Regions from separate parts of the Homo sapiens genome. Here region 2 is linked to region 1. The links are chromatin contacts, found by Hi-C or POLR2A ChIA-PET in ENCODE. All regions are on one chromosome and are shown on one strand. The core of a region is the stretch at or near the end of the contact, and the rest is flanking DNA. Distances in the headings are between cores, read along the strand shown.

Region 1 (7,505 bases), core at 3,334-5,833:
AGGTACATTGAGCGTGTTTGTATGACCCTCGAGCTGAGATTAGTTTTTATATTTTTTTAGAGTTAGGGTCTCGTTCTGTTGTCCAGGCTGGAATGCAGTGGCATGATCATAGTTCACAGCTCACAGCAGCCTCGACATCTTAGACTCAAATGATCCTCCTGTCTTAGCTTCCTGAGTAGCTGGGACTACAGGTGTGCACCAACACACCCAGCTAGTTTTTTTGTTTTGTTTTGTTTTTTTCTAGAGACAGGGTCTCACTGTGTTGCCTAGGCTGGTCTTGAACTCCTGGGCTCAAGCAATCCTCCTGCCTTGGCCTCCCAAAGTGCTGGGATTACAGGCATGAACCGTTGTGCCCAGCAGGTTTTTATATTTTTAAACGGTTGAAAAAAATCAAAAGAAGTGTATTTCATGGCACACGAAAATCTTACAAAATTCAAATTTCAGCATCCATAAATAAATTTGATGGGAACAGCCCTATCCACTCACTGACAGATCATCTCTAGCTGCTGTAGTGGGTTGATTGTGTCTCCCTAAAAGGTAAGTTCAAATCCTAACTCCTGGACATGTGCAGGTGACCTTATTTGGGTCTTTGTAGAGGTCATCAAGTTAAGATGGATTAGGGTGGGCCCTAAATTCAATGAATAGTGTCCTTATATGAAAAAGGAGGGGAAGATTTGGATACAAAGACCTAGAAATATGCACAGGGAAGAAGGCCAAATAAAGACAGAGGTAGCTGGGTCCAGTGGCTTACTTCTGTAATCCCAGCACTTCGGGAGGCCGAGGCGGGTGGATCACCTGTGGTCGTGAGTTCAAGACTGGCCTGACTAACCTGGAGAAACCCCATCTCTACTAAAAATACAACATTAGCTGGGCGTGGTGGCACATGCCTGTAATCCCAGCTACTCGGGAAGCTGAGGCAGGAGAATCGCTTGAACTTGGGAGGCGGAGCTTGCGGTGAGCCGAGATCATGCCATTGCACTCCAGCCTGGGCAACATGAGCAAAACTACGTCTCAAAAAAAAAAAAAAAAAAAAAAAAAAAAAGACAGAGGTAGAGGAATGCAGCTATTAGTAACAAAAGTCATGGCAAAAACCGCAATTATTTTTGCACCAACCTAATGCAAGCCGAAGTTTGCCAAGCAACAGCCCCAAACCCAGCTATTTGGGGCTACAGCAGTGGACCTGAGTAGTTATAGTAGAGATTTTATGACACCCAAGCCTAAAATATTTACTCTGTGGCCCTTTACAAAAAGTGTGAGCCAGGCCAGGCACGGTGGCTCATGCCTGTAATCCCAGCACTTTGGGAAGCCAAGGCAGGAGGATCGCTTGAGGCCAGGAGTTCAAGACCAGCCTGGGCAACATAGTGAGACCCCATGTCTACAAAAAATTTAAAAATTAGCTAGGTGTGGTGGTGCATGCCTGTAATTCCAACTACTTGGAAGGCTGAGGCAGGAGGATCCCTTGAACCCAGAAACTCAAGGCTGCAGTGAGCTGTGATTGTGCTACTGTGCTCCAGGCTAGGCAACAGAGCAAGACCTATTTCTTTAAAAAAAAAAAAAATAGTGTTTGCTAACTCTGACCTAGAGCATTGCCATTATTTGTATAGTTGGAGATAGCATACCACTATATCTGCCAGGGGAAAAATAAACCACTCTGTTGGTAGCACTCCATTTTATAGATCGGGAGATAGAAGCAAAGATAGGTTAAGAGAGTTATCCAAAAGAGGTGGCCAGCTGTCATCTCTGCATGTCAAAACATCTCATCCATCTTTTTCCAGCCGCAGCAACATGACTTTCCTTGGGGGAGAGACACCCCTTCCCACAGTTCCCACAGTTTGAACAGGGCTGACTCCACCTCTTGGTTCCAGGGCTGGGTACCCAACTGTATTAGTCAGCTCAGGCTGCCTCTACAAATACCATAGATTGGGTGGCTCCAACAACAGAAATTTATTTTCTCATAGCTCTGGAGGTTAGAAAGTCCAAAATCAAGGTCTGGTAGCATTCCGCTTCTGGTGAGGGCTTTTCTCCAGGCTTGCAGATGGTCTTTCTTTGGTCCAACCACATGGAGAGAGAGCCGTCTCTCTTTCTTCCTCTTATAAGGTCACCAATCCTATCAGATTAGGACCCTATCTTTCTGACCTCATTTAACCTAAATTACTGCCGAAAAGCCCTATCTCCAAATACAGTCACATTGGCCGTTAAGGTTTCAACATAGATTTGGATTGGAGTTGGTGGGGGCACTACCTGGGCAATGCTAATCAGTGCATTCCCTTGCTTGGTGACTTTAGCATATGACCCAAAACTATCCCAAGTCATGGCATTTACCACAACTTTGAGAAAAGCAAGCCTCTCTGGCCAGGCGCGGTGGCTCACGCCTGTAATCCCAGCACTTTGGGAGGCTGAGGTGGGCAGATCACCTGAGGTCAGGAGTTCAAGACCAGCCTGGACAACATGGTGAAACCCCATCTCTACTAAAAATACAAAAATTAGCCAGGCGTGGTGGCGCATGCCTGTAATCCCAGCTACTCAGGAGGCTGAGGCATGAGAATCACTTGAACCCAGGAGGTGGAGGTTGCAGTGAGCTGAGATCGTGCCACTGCACTCCAGCCTGGGCAACAGAGTGAGACTCTGTCTTTAAAACAAACAAACAACAAACAAACAAACAAACAAAAACAGGAAAGGCTCTCTTTTCTTCTGCACTGAAGACAATGTGAGACTACAGCAGCCAAGGGCATATGGAGGACCTGTGGGGAGGACAGCCCACTTAAAAAGCAGAGAGCTAAGAAGTGAAGGGAGAACAGGTCTGCATAGCATTGAGGCACCTAGATTCAGCTGTACCTGAAATCCCCTCATGGATCTCAGTTAACATGATACAATAATGTGTGTGTGTGTGTGTGTCTATGCGTGCGTGCACTTAAGCCAGTTGGAGCTGTGTTTCTGTCACTTGCAAACCTAAGAATCTTGACTGGTAGATGATGATCTCATAGCTAATATTAGTAGATGGGATCTGAAGGCAGATCTGCTTAGCTCTCAGGGGCCCAATTTAGGATTTACTGGGAACAACCCAGAAGCCATCTTTTGAGTCCTGGTTCCCAGGTGGCAGCTGGGTTCTAACATGTTTTAATATATTCACCCTTGCTCTCTTTAAAGGTCAGTGCCAGCAAAGAAGGTGTAATGAGTGTGAATAAAGAAAGACAATTATTTAAATAGATCAGATTATTTCAGGAAGTGCTCCCTGTTATGAAACAAAACAAGCTTCCTAGGACTGAGGTTCCAATGTAGACCCAGACAAAGGACCCCCAAAATTCCCAGCAGATGAGGAAGAGACCTTCCCTGGGCCCCCTCCTGGGAGTTCCACCCCTTGGTTTCTGCCCAGCTCTACAAAGGCTGTGTAACCTTGTGGGGGAGGGGGGAAGGGGGGCAGCTGAACCTGCCTGAGCTGAACCTGTTTGTGCCCCTTTCCTCCACTGGGAAAATAATTTTATTTTAATTTCATTTCATTTTATTTATTTTATTTTTTCAGAGACAAGAGTCTTGCTCTGTCACTCAGGCTGGAGTGCAATGATGCTATCATAGCTCACTGCAGCCTCGAATTCCTGGCCTCACTCAAGCGATCTTCTCGCCGCCTCGGCTTCCCAAAGTGCTGGGATTACAGGGGTGAACCAGCATGTTCCGATGAAGTCTCAGGCCAAATGTCACCCCTGTCATCCTCTGGTTTCCACAGGGTAGCCAGCACCTTCTCACTCCCTCGGGCACTTTTGTTTATTTTAGAGCGTTTTCTTGCTGTGGAATCCTTCCCCCCACTTTTTTTTTTTTTTTTTTTTTTTTTGAGACGGAGTCTCACTCTGTCACCCAGGCTGGAGTACAGTGGCGCGATCTCGGCTCACGGCAGCCTCCGCCTCCCGGATTCAAGCGATTCTCCTGCCTGAACCTCCCGAACAGCTGGGATTACAGGCGCGTGCCACTACGCCTGGCTAATTTTTGTATTTTTAGTAGAGATGGGGGGCGGGGGGGGGGGTCTCACCATGTTGGCCAGGCTAGTCTCGAACTACTGACCTTAAATGATCCGCCCACTTCGGCCTCTCAAAGTGCTGGGATTACAGGCGTGAGACACTGCGCCCAGCCCCTTCCTTTTTTGATTCCCATTTTTACAAGGCTGTAAGCTTCACGAAGGACAGAAACCTTGTCCATCTTGTCAACTATGATTTCCCCAGCACTGTGGCTCCGACCTGGCACATGGTAGGTGCTCGGTGAATACTGGTTTGAACAGACGACTGCGGCAGACGGCAAGGGCCACTCCTGTGCCAGGGCCTGCCACGCCACCGCAGCTTGTGCGGTGGGGGTGGGGAGGACTGGACAGTCTGGCTGTGCGCCCTTTTCTCCTTTTCAACGTCCCAGTATAACTTCAAGGGAGCGCAACTCCAGAGGCTCCCTGGACGAAGCTACCGCCCCGGAATCAGGGCCTTCCCAATTCTGCCTTCGGGGAGGGAGGATGGGGGTGGGCCGCGGGAGGCCAGTTCCAAGAGCGTCCTGAAGTCCCTCCCGCCGCCCCGCGTCGCTTTAAGGCGGAGGCCCGGGAGGGGGCCGACCCGGCTCGCCAGCTCCACGCTCGGCTCCAGACTCCGGCATTTCCTCCCCGCTAGCTGGCGCGGCCTCGCCTCCCCCTCGGAAGAGGAAACTCCCGGGGTCCGAGTAACAGGGTCAGGCGCGGAGAGGAGCGGCGGGAGAGCCAGGAGGGCCGCCCAGGGTAGGAGGCGAGCCAGGCCGGGCCAGAAGCTGGCCGACGGCGGCGCGCGGGGGCGCCGGGCGGGGAGGGCCGCTGGGCCGGACTCAGCGCGCAGCCGGGGCAGGGCGCGGCCCGGGGCCCGAGAGCGCAGGGCGGGCCGCAGCTGGAAGGAACACTTGAGCTGGGAGAGGAGGCCGAGCTGGAGGGCGGCCTCCCTCGGGCCTGCGTTCGGGAAGCCGCCGCGGAGGAGGAGACGGGGACAGCGGGGCTGCCCGGGCGCTGTGCGCATGCTGGGCTTGGGTCGCCGCCGGGGCTTGCCCCCTGGGCTGCTCGGCCACCGCCGCCCCGGGCGCCCGGCATGTCGGTGCACTACACCCTCAATCTACGCGTCTTCTGGCCCCTGGTGACCGGCCTGTGCACCGCCCTGGTGTGCCTCTACCATGTCCTGCGGGGAAGCGGGGGCGCCCGGGCCGAGCCCGCCGACGGCGTGGATGGCGGCTTCCCGTTGCTTAAGGTGGCCGTCCTGCTCCTCCTCAGCTATGTCCTCCTGCGCTGTCGCCACGCTGTCCGGCAGCGCTTCCTGCCCGGGTCTCCCCGTCTGGAGGGTCACGCCGCCTTCTCCTCGAGACACTTCCGAGAGCCGGGCCTCAGCATCCTGCTGGAGAGTTACTACGAGCATGAGGTGCGCCTGTCTCCGCACGTGTTGGGCCACAGCAAGGCGCACGTGAGCCGGATCGTGGGCGAGCTGGTGCGGGCTGGCCGCGCCCGGGGGTCCCCCGGTCTCATTCCTGGGGGAGCGCTGGCCTTGGCCTTCCGCGGAGACTTCATCCAGGTGGGCAGCGCCTACGAGCAACATAAAATCCGCCGGCCCGACAGCTTCGACGTGCTGGTGCCACTGCGCCTCCCGCCGCTTGTGGCGCTGGAGCCACGGAGCCTGGGCGAGGAGCCAGCGCTGGCCCCGGCCTTCCGCGGCTGCTTCTTGTGCGCCCTCAAGGCACCACCCTCACCATCGGGGGCCTCGGGGGGCCACTGGCTTCGGGACTGCAAACCCTTTGCTGATGCCTTCTGCGTGGATGTGCGCGGGCGGCGTCACCTCTCTGCTACTCTGGTGCTGCGCTGGTTCCAGTCGCATCTGCAGCGCTCCTTGGCCACTGTGCGTTACAGCCTGGAGGGGCGCTGTCGGGTCACCTTGACCCCAGGTGGCCTGGAACAGCCCCCCACCTTACACATCTTGCCCTGCCGCACTGACTACGGCTGCTGCCGCCTTTCTATGGCTGTGCGTCTCATCCCCGCTGTCCATCTGGGAGATGGGGTCTTCCTTGTGGCGCCACCACCGCCACCCTTGCCCAGCGCGCCCCTGTTGGAGCTCCCTGAGGGCCTGCGTGCGGAGGCACTGTGGGGTGTGAACACAGCACGCCAGGAGCAGAAGCTGCTGAGTTGGCTGCAGGAACGGGCAGCTCCAGGTGCCTGCTACCTCAAGTGCCTGCAGTTGCTTAAGGCTCTGCGCGATCTGGGGGCCCGTGGGCTGGACTCAGCGGCCGCCACCCAGTGGGGACGCATCCTATCCTCATATGTGCTCAAGACAGTGCTGCTGGCAGTGCTGCTGCGCAAGGGGGCCCCTGGGCAAGGCTGGGACGAGGAGCACCTGGGAAGGTGTTTGGAGGAGTTGGTGCAGTTCCTTAGGGACTGCCTGCTGCGACGCCATACGCTCTTCCACTGCGTCCTGGGCCCTGGTGGGGCGGCTGCCGAGGTGGGTCCCCTGCCCAAGGCACTGAGGGAAGCCGCCCCAGTTGACCTCCTGGCCGCTTTCGACGGGCACGCCCGGGAACTTGCAGCAGCGCGGTTGCTGTCCACGTGGCAAAGGCTGCCCCAGCTTCTCCGGGCCTACGGGGGTCCCCGCTACCTTGCCAGGTGCCCCCCACCCCGGAGTCAGCGCACCCAGGGCTTCCTTGAAGGTGAACCGTAAACCCTGACAGCACCCCCACCTGACCAAATGCTCCTAAAGCCTTTCCCACTGGGTGGGGGTGGGAATGGCGGTGAAGCCAGTTAAATGCAAGATTGCAGAAGGCATTGGAAAATTTGGTGGCTGCCACAAGCTTTAGTGGCTTAAATATCACCTTCTCGCTTCACAGTCCAGTATAATATGACATCTTCACACCCACTAGAGTGTCCTGGGCAAACCATGGGAAGACATCCAACAGGAGACCCAAGAATTGGTTCAAATATTGTTCTGTGTAGACGGATTCTGTAGAAGGATGTGGCTTTTAGAGAAGTCCAGTAGAAGAAGCAAGAACTAGCTGCAGGGAAAGTTCCTTCTGTCGGTTTTTAGACACAGATCTCTCTGCCCAAATTAAAAAAAAACAAAACAAAACACTAAAGTTTTTGACACAATTACTTGCTAGGTACTGGGTTCCTGATTGTCTTTAAAAAGAAAAATCTGAATCTTTATTTGCAACTGGAATTGAAGTTCTATTTTAGGGGCTAATGTTTAGAGGAACATAATTTCCACTGTTCAAATTAATATTAATGTATTTTTAAAATGGTGCAATCACAGGTGTTTGACAAGATTGTCAACAAGTTAAGTCACATAGATGGAAAGGCAATCGAGAGTTGGTTAGAGAAGCTTCCAGAGAAAATAGCACTTTATATTGATCAATTCACTCATTTTGTGGTAATTGCTAGCACCAAGCATTGCATCTGAAAGGGAAGCCAGTTATATTTATTATTAAATGTACAACCTTGAAAAGCAGCCAGCATGCTTGCCTAACTAACATCGCCGCAG
Region 2 (7,505 bases), core at 3,723-6,222, 770 kb after region 1:
GTAATCCCAGCACTTTGGGAGGCCCAAGGCAGGCAAATCGCTTGAGCCCAGGAGTTGGAGACCAGCCTGGGCAACATAGTGAAACCCTGTCTCTATAAAAATACAAAAATTAGCCAGGTGTGGTGGTGTGTGCCTGTAATCCTAGCTACTCAGGAGGCTAAGGTGGGAGGATCGCTTGAGCCCAAGAGTTTGAGCTGCAGTGAGCCGTGACTGAGCCACTTCACTCCAGCCTAGGTGACAGCATAAAGACCCTGCTCAAAATATAATAATAATAAAATAAAATAAATAATAATAAAATAAAATAAAATAAAAAAGATTGGCAAACGCTCCCTTGTCTGAGGTGGTGAGCTCTTCTGAAACTGATTTTTCTAGAAGGGGTGGTTGCCATGGAGATGGTGTTGTAACGAGGTGGCTCGCCTAGGTATTTGTCCACCGCTGGTTTCCAAGCTCATGCCTGTAATCCCAGCACTCTGGAAGGCTGAGGTGGGAGACTGCTTGAGGCCAGGAGTTCAAGACCAGCCTGGGCAACATAGCAAGACTCTGTCTCTGTTATAAATAAAATAAAATAAAATAAAATAAAATAAAATAAGAAAAGAATGTGTTGTAATGAGATTACTGGTTTAGGTTTTTGTCCACTGCTGGCTTCTAGCCTCCCCCATCAAACATCAACGAAAGAGGTCCCTGAGGTGGTGTGAAGGGGAGACCCTCTTGGGGTGGTTGGCCCTGGGGACTCCCACACTCTTCTGCAACCTGCAGCAGGTGCTGTAAGTGAGAGCCTCGCTGTGGAGGTAGAACCTAGGCCAGAGGACCTTGGGGTGCCCTGAAACCAGGCATCTCTCTTGCGGAGTCAGACCCAGGACACCCAGAGAGCAGACACCAGCCATTCTCTTGGGAACCAGCATCCTCATCTTCCCTTTCACTCACGGGAAAGGAGACATGAAATGTACAAAACCATTCTAGAACATTCTTACTGGCCTTGCCCCAGCTGCTACCAGCACGGCTCCACCCTGTGTCCCCTCGACCCCAGCCATGTCCCCTCGACCCCAGCCATGTCCCCTCCGAGTGTCTAGCAGGGCAGTGGCATCTTAACCTACCTTCTCTAAAGATGGCGGTAGGCACTGGAACACAGAAGGGAAAGACAAAATGAGCAGGTGGGGTGGGAGTGGATTTCCGAGCCCTGTGCATATTTAATAGTTCAGTGCCCAGTACCCACATGAATACGGGTACACAGTTCACTCTCCCATCAGGCTGAAAGGCCTCAGTGGGAGGCAGGCCAGAAGAGGGGAGTCAGACAGAGCTATATGACACTGGGCATTACTTAACCTCTCTGAACCTCGGTCTCTTCATCTGTAAAATGGGGATAATGATAGCGCTGCCTTACAAGGCTGGTGTGAGAAGTACGTGAAAAATAGTCTGGGCCAGGCGTGATGGCTCATGCCTGTAATCCCAGCACTATGGGAGGCAGGAGATTGCTTGAGGAAGGGAGTTCAAGACCAGCCTGGGCAACGTAGCAAGACTGTCTCTATTATAAATAAATACAACAAGAAAAGAAAAGTCAGGTTTGGTGCCCGACACAGAGGAAGCAACAGCTTTTTAGTGAATTGCTTGTTAAAAAGTCAATCATGGCCAGGCGCGGTGGCTCATGCCTGTAATCCCAGCACTTTAGGAGGCTGGGGTGGGCAGATCACTTGAGGACAGGAGTTTGAAACCAGCCTGGCCAACATGGTGAAACCCTGTCTCTATTACAAATACAAAAATAAGCCGGGCGTGGTGGTGCACACCTGTAATCCCAGATACTTGGGAGGCTGAGGCAGGAGGATCTCTTGAAACCGGGAGGCGGAGTTAGCAGTGAGCCGAGATTGCGCCACTGCACTCCAGCCTGGGCGACAGAGTTAAACTGTCTCAAAAAAGAAAGACAATCATGATTCCCATTTTCCTGTTGCGAAAATGAAGGCAGAGACGTCAGGAAAATTGGCCAGAGGTTCACTGGAATTTACAGGCTGGCCTGGGACTAGCCCCCATTTCTCCCAGCTCCTGACCTCAAGGCGTTTCTGCTGCATCCCTGTTCTGAATCCCTCACGTGTGGCAGAGGCTCAGGATGGGGCTGCAGAGCCAGATCCCCATGCACCCCAGCATCATAGTCTGTCCCAACTCACTCCTGCTGGAGCCTCTGGTCCATTTCCTGCTCTGCAGGATTAAACTGTTACAAGGTTTCCTGACTTCAGACCCGCTCTTTCCCACACCCCCAATTCTCACCCTCTGATATCTTTTCCGAGTTACAGGATCTCATCATCTTCATTTCCCAATGCTGACTAGACCACTGGCCCATTTGAGGGCTCTCAAATTAAAAAATCCTCATAGGTTAGTAAACAGGGTTGCAAGAACACAAGCTCTGTGATCCATGAATATGCAAAGCAGCTCCAGTCCTGTAAATAAAAGCAATCATTGAAATGCAAATTGCATCCTTGGCTGCCCGATCCACAGTGGTTGGTTCCTCTCAGGCTGTAATTCCGAGAAGAAAATGTGACTAAGCGGAACCCCCAGGAAGCTCTGCGAGAAAGTGCTTACGGGGCCGTGGGCTCCGGGGGGCTCCGTTAGAGTGGATAAAAACTGTATGAAAGCAGGGAGTGGATTTTAAAACCTGAGCTGCTCCTCCAGTTGGCTTGCAGTGGCTGGCTAGGCTCAAAGCGGTCCCCCAAGGCTGGACAGAGCCCCTTGGAGGCTCCCAGCGTCTCTCTATCCCCATGGGCAGAATGGAAAGGGGGGCTATTTTCCATTTCCTTGTCAACGTCAGGGGAGCTTCTACAAATCAGATCCCATGGCCTCCCACTCAAAACCCTCCAAGGGTTCACTGGTCCAAACAGAATAAACCCTAAACTCCTTTCCATGACCCAAAAGATCATGATCTGGCTGGTCCCTACCATTCCCCTATCCCCACCCCCAAATCTGCCTACAGCTCCAGCCACAATGGCCTTTGTTCAGTTCCTCTAAGCTCATTCCCACCTCCAAGCTTTTGCAGGCACAGTGCCTTCCTCCTGGTTCAGTCTTCCTCCAAGACCTCCCAGCGGAGGGCCCCTCTTCTAGCTGGGCTCCACTCAAATGTCACTCCCGGAACAGTCATCTCAGGTACATACACCCCTGTCACCTTCTTTTACATCACCCCATCTTATTTTCCTGGCCGTCCTCACCCCAATCGGATTTCATAGCCATTTGCTATGGGTTTGTTTAATGTTTGTCCACTCACTTCCCCAGCCCCGGGAGAGCAGGGGTTTTGTCCGTTTTATACAAGGCACCCAGTTCTGTCCCTGGCACGTTTCTTGAAATAACATATTAATCCAGTAAAGATTCTGAGTTTATCTTTCTAACAAAACTGCCTGTCTTGCTGCCTGTGCCCCCAAATGGCGGCTCCTTCCTCCTGGAATCTCCTTCCCTTCCCAACTCAGCTGACCCCTTTCCAGGCTTAGAGCAGGGAGCAGATAGCAAACTGTTCACTCCACAGTCTTAGATACCAAACTGGCCGGGAGGGCTTCCAAACGACAGATGCCAATTTGCATTCTATTTACATGTCATTTGCATGCAGTTTAACTCAAAGCCTGGATCCTCCGCAAGCCCGAGTCCCCACCGAAGAAACTTCTGAATTAAGAAGGTTCCTTGGCTGAAGTGCCGGGGTTTTTGTGCCAGATCCCTCCCCCACTTCTCTTGTCTTTGCGGGGTCCCCCAGGGCTTTCTGGGCTCTGTTCAGGTGCCCCCCGGCCTGGTGCAGTTGGGCGGCCAATGTGGCGCGTGGGCTGGGGCCCCAGGCGGGGACGCCGCTGCCCGCCACACTCCAGGGGCCTTTGTCCGCGCTCCAAGGAGCCGCCCCCTTAGCGAACGGGGGACGGAAAGGGAGGACTGGCTAGGCCTGGGTGTGACAGAGCAAGGACGGAGGAGTGAACCCGCTGCACGGGGGAGATTTCTGGGGCAAGGTCGTTGGCCCCTTCCCAGGCTGTTCAACCGGCTGCCCGGGGCCAAGGCGGGTGCGGGCTCCTCCCGCGCGCTCCCTTTTCGGCCTAAGCGCTAGGGACCCCGGGATGTGTGGGGTCCTTGTGGGGCTGGAAGCCTGTGTCCCCCAAGGAGAGGGGACCGAGAACAGGTCTAGTCCTTATCTCCAGCCTAGCCGCCTCTTCCAGAGGTCCAAGTGCCCCCTGTCTGGAAGGGAAACGCCACTGCCCCCCCCGCCATTGTATGCAGCCGCCCCCTCCTCCCCACCCCTCCCCGTCATTCGTCCCCAGCCCAGGTCTCAGCTCTGCCATCTCCCACCGCCGTGTCCCCCCCTCCCCTTGCTGAGTAATGCGCACTCAAGCCGGCTGCGGGCTTGACCCCCAGCCCCCGCGACAGGTGCGGCTGTTCACCCCCAAAGTCCAGCCCTTGTGCCCCCGGCTGCGTCTGCCCTGTCCACAGTCAGCCCCCAACGCGGCCCCAGGACCAGCCCGCAGCTCCTCACACATGACGAGTCACTAGGACACGGCTGGGCTCCTTTACCCTCCCAGCTGCCCTTCACCTGTGGTCGCCCCCACACCCTCCTGGGAGACTTGGATCTCTACCTGGTCCGGGCACAGTCTCCCTCCCCCCGTAAAGGTCCCCAGATCCTCCCCTCCCCCGCCCACCCCTCTACGGCTCTGCTCTCGTCGCACCGTGGTTCCCCTCGCCCAGATTCCACATCTCCCCCAGCAATAAACTCCCTGGCTTGGGTTGGGGGGGCGCTTAGAAAAACACAAGAAGCGGACCCCCCAATTCTCCCAAATCCACGGCGGGAAAAGTTTCTGGGGTCCCCACAGCGTCCTCCACTGCATCGGCGCAGCTCGCACTTACCGACCCCCGCGGCCCCGCAGCGCCGACGCTCCAGCTGGCCTTCGGCCCGAGTCACATCTCTGCGGCGCGGCCGCGGCCCCCGCTCCACGCACGCCCGCCTGCGGGTCCAGCTTCACTGCAGCGCCTGCCAGAGTCGCTGCCGCGCGAGGCGCCCCCTGGCCCGGCCCGCGCTGCTGCAGCGGCCGCGGCCCCGCCCCCGCCCCCGCCCCCGGCCGGCCCCGCCCCCGGGCCTCCGAGCCCCACCCCCGGTCCCGCCGGCGGTTCCGCGCGGGGCTAGGCGCCGTCTGCATGCACCCCCGGAGCCCAAGCTCGTAGCTTCTAGCCCGGATCTCAGAGACGATTCCCCCGACCTCGTGCCCCCAATTCGGGGACATTCCCCCCACAACGTCAGTGCGCCCGTAAGCAGTCCAGACGAGCCGGGCAACTCCCCAGGGTAGATCCATTTGCGGGAACACTCCCCTAGCCAATACACTTACCGAGGGAGGTATCGCGACCCAGGGGTCCCAGCGCGGAAGCCTTCCTGCCCCCAGGCCACGCTCCAAGGGGGGTTCATAAGCAGTAACTTCCCCGAAACACACCAGCACCAGGTCCAGGACGCAGAGAGGATCGATCCCGCCCGGTGCCTCTCGAAGTCACCAACGCCCCGGTATACACCTAGGCGCACACACACCGCTAGGCCTCCTCCAGGCAGGTTCCTCCTGGACACACTCTTCTCTCTCCTCACTGCCCAACTCCCAGATGTCGTTGTCCGTTTACGCACACTGGGACCAACACCCGCTTCCTTGGCCCCTCGAAACACACACGTCCAGTCGGTGCACCCCTCACGTGGGTCCCTACGCAGGATCGCCACCACCCCTACCGCACACATCACCCACGTACGCACATGTCCACTGCCCTTCAGGGCTCACACACTCAGCGGCCCGGGCCACTGGCCGTGCGCTCCGCAGACGGTCAGGGCACAGCCCGGACGCGTGTCCGCTGGGCGGCCGTGGGACCTGCTTGAAGGAGGGGTCCGGGGCAGCCGTCTCTGAGTCCCCCTCACCCCGTCCTAGTCCTCAGGCCTCTCCGAGGTCGCATTGCTTCGACCAGGCCTGGGAGCTGCGCTCCGGCACCCCATATGGGGCTGGTTCCCTGGGTGACCTTCAGACCATCAAACCCTGGCAGTCTCAGGTGGCCCCCCGCCAAAGCCAGAAACAGACCTTTGAGCAGCATCCCTTCCCTGCACTCCAGATTCTCAGGGTGAGATTTCCTTTCTCCCTCCGCGGTGCGCCCCCCAATCTCTACCCCCGTCGCCGCAACCATCCCAGCCACATAAGACCAAAAGGGATAGGACGGACCCCTGCTCCCCTCTCCCGGGGGCTGCAGGAAGGGGAGATGCAGAACACCTCCTTCTGGGAATAGTGGCAGCCCCTGATCTTTGGGGACCGTGGCCCTTCCAGATACTCCCATCCCTCCCTGCCAGCCTCCCAGTTCCGGTCCGGTTAGGCCACATCCCCCTTGGGCACGCATCTCTGGGATACCTTTTATTATATTCAAGGGAAAATGGAAAGGAAGAACCATAATGGCAGTTTTTCGCCCCACTCCTGGTTTATTTGCATGGATCCTCAGAGCCCAGAACAGTTCCAGGCACAGTAGGCGCTCATTAAATGTTTGCGGGACGACCCAAAGTGTGTTCCCGCCAGACTGCGCAATTGGAAAGTGGATGGGCACTGTCACCTGGTGGCAGCTCTTGGAACTGACGCCGAGATCCTTTTGTCAACGTGGGCAAGTTCACTTTCGTGAGCCACATGTCCTCAACGTCTGCAAAATGGAGATCTTTTTCATCGCACATGCCTATTGGGGTTGTTGTGAAGGTCTAACACGTGCTAACATATAAAGTGCTTCACGCAGGGTCTGGCATGTGGAAAATCCTTAATATGAGCTGATTAACATTGCAGTTACGGTTATATTCCCTTTCCCACTTGTTTTACAGAGGACCCTGACTGTGATGGTCAGTTTCACTTTGGGTGATGATACCACAGGGAGCACAGAGTGAAAATGAAGGAGGACATTGAGTGGCAGGTGCATTCCTTCCCTCCAAAAAGTTCAAACACCCATGGATGATAATAATAACAATAATAGCTGAGTACATAGTGCTTTCTGTGTGCCAGGAGCTATTCTAAGTGTTTTAAATTCTTTAATTCATTTAATCCTCCCAGTTACCCTTTAGGCCAGAGACTGTTATTCTCCCTGTTTTACAGATGGAGACACTGAGGCCAAGAGGGGTTAAGTACTGCCCCGGGGTTAGACGGTTGGCAAAGACAAAATCCAATCCAGGCCATCTGGCTCTGCAGGCCATATTATCCACCAATGGTTAGACTGGTGTCATTTGCTGTCAGGTCAGACATTGTCACAGAGGAACCTCACCTCCCAGGAGAGTTCACTGGGTCTCCAGCCTTGGAGAGAATGGCTCCAGGAGGTCCAGGGAGCCATGTCAGGCTCTCAAGTGCCCAGTTCACTTTGTCTAATGAAAACCAGTGGCTTCCCTGGCTCTATTCCTCACCTGAGAAATGGTCAGTGCACTGCCCATGGCTTCCCACTGACAAATGTCATGGTATGTGTATTAATTTCATACTGCTATGAAGAAATACCCAAGACTGGGTAATTTATAAAGA

The links. A loop is a pair of places that touch in the nucleus more often than their neighbours do. ChIA-PET counts read pairs that join two places held with the same protein, here RNA polymerase II (POLR2A). Pooled maps may share reads with other maps.
Region 2: a pooled map shows a loop between it and region 1 (2.8-fold over the local background). The contact joins the promoter of GPRC5B here to the promoter of ITPRIPL2 in region 1. A Hi-C loop is called at or near these places in 5 of 50 pooled maps. POLR2A ChIA-PET finds 5 or more read pairs at or near these places in 2 of 52 experiments (GM10248 and PC-9).

The regions. Positions count from the first base shown.
Region 1 is chr16:19,109,381-19,116,885 of GRCh38, forward strand. It overlaps ITPRIPL2 (ITPRIP like 2), which reads left to right and starts at 4,584. Exons shown (of 1, transcript NM_001034841.4): 1 at 4,584-7,505. The coding sequence starts at 5,082. The coding sequence ends at 6,689. RefSeq lists silencers at 4,586-4,685, 4,776-5,145.
Region 2 is chr16:19,879,876-19,887,380 of GRCh38, forward strand. GPRC5B (G protein-coupled receptor class C group 5 member B) reads right to left here and starts at 4,973. Exons shown (of 4, transcript NM_016235.3): 1 at 4,852-4,973. RefSeq lists enhancers at 1-61, 62-793, 794-1,523, 1,524-2,255, 2,256-2,985 and 1 more and a silencer at 5,232-5,526.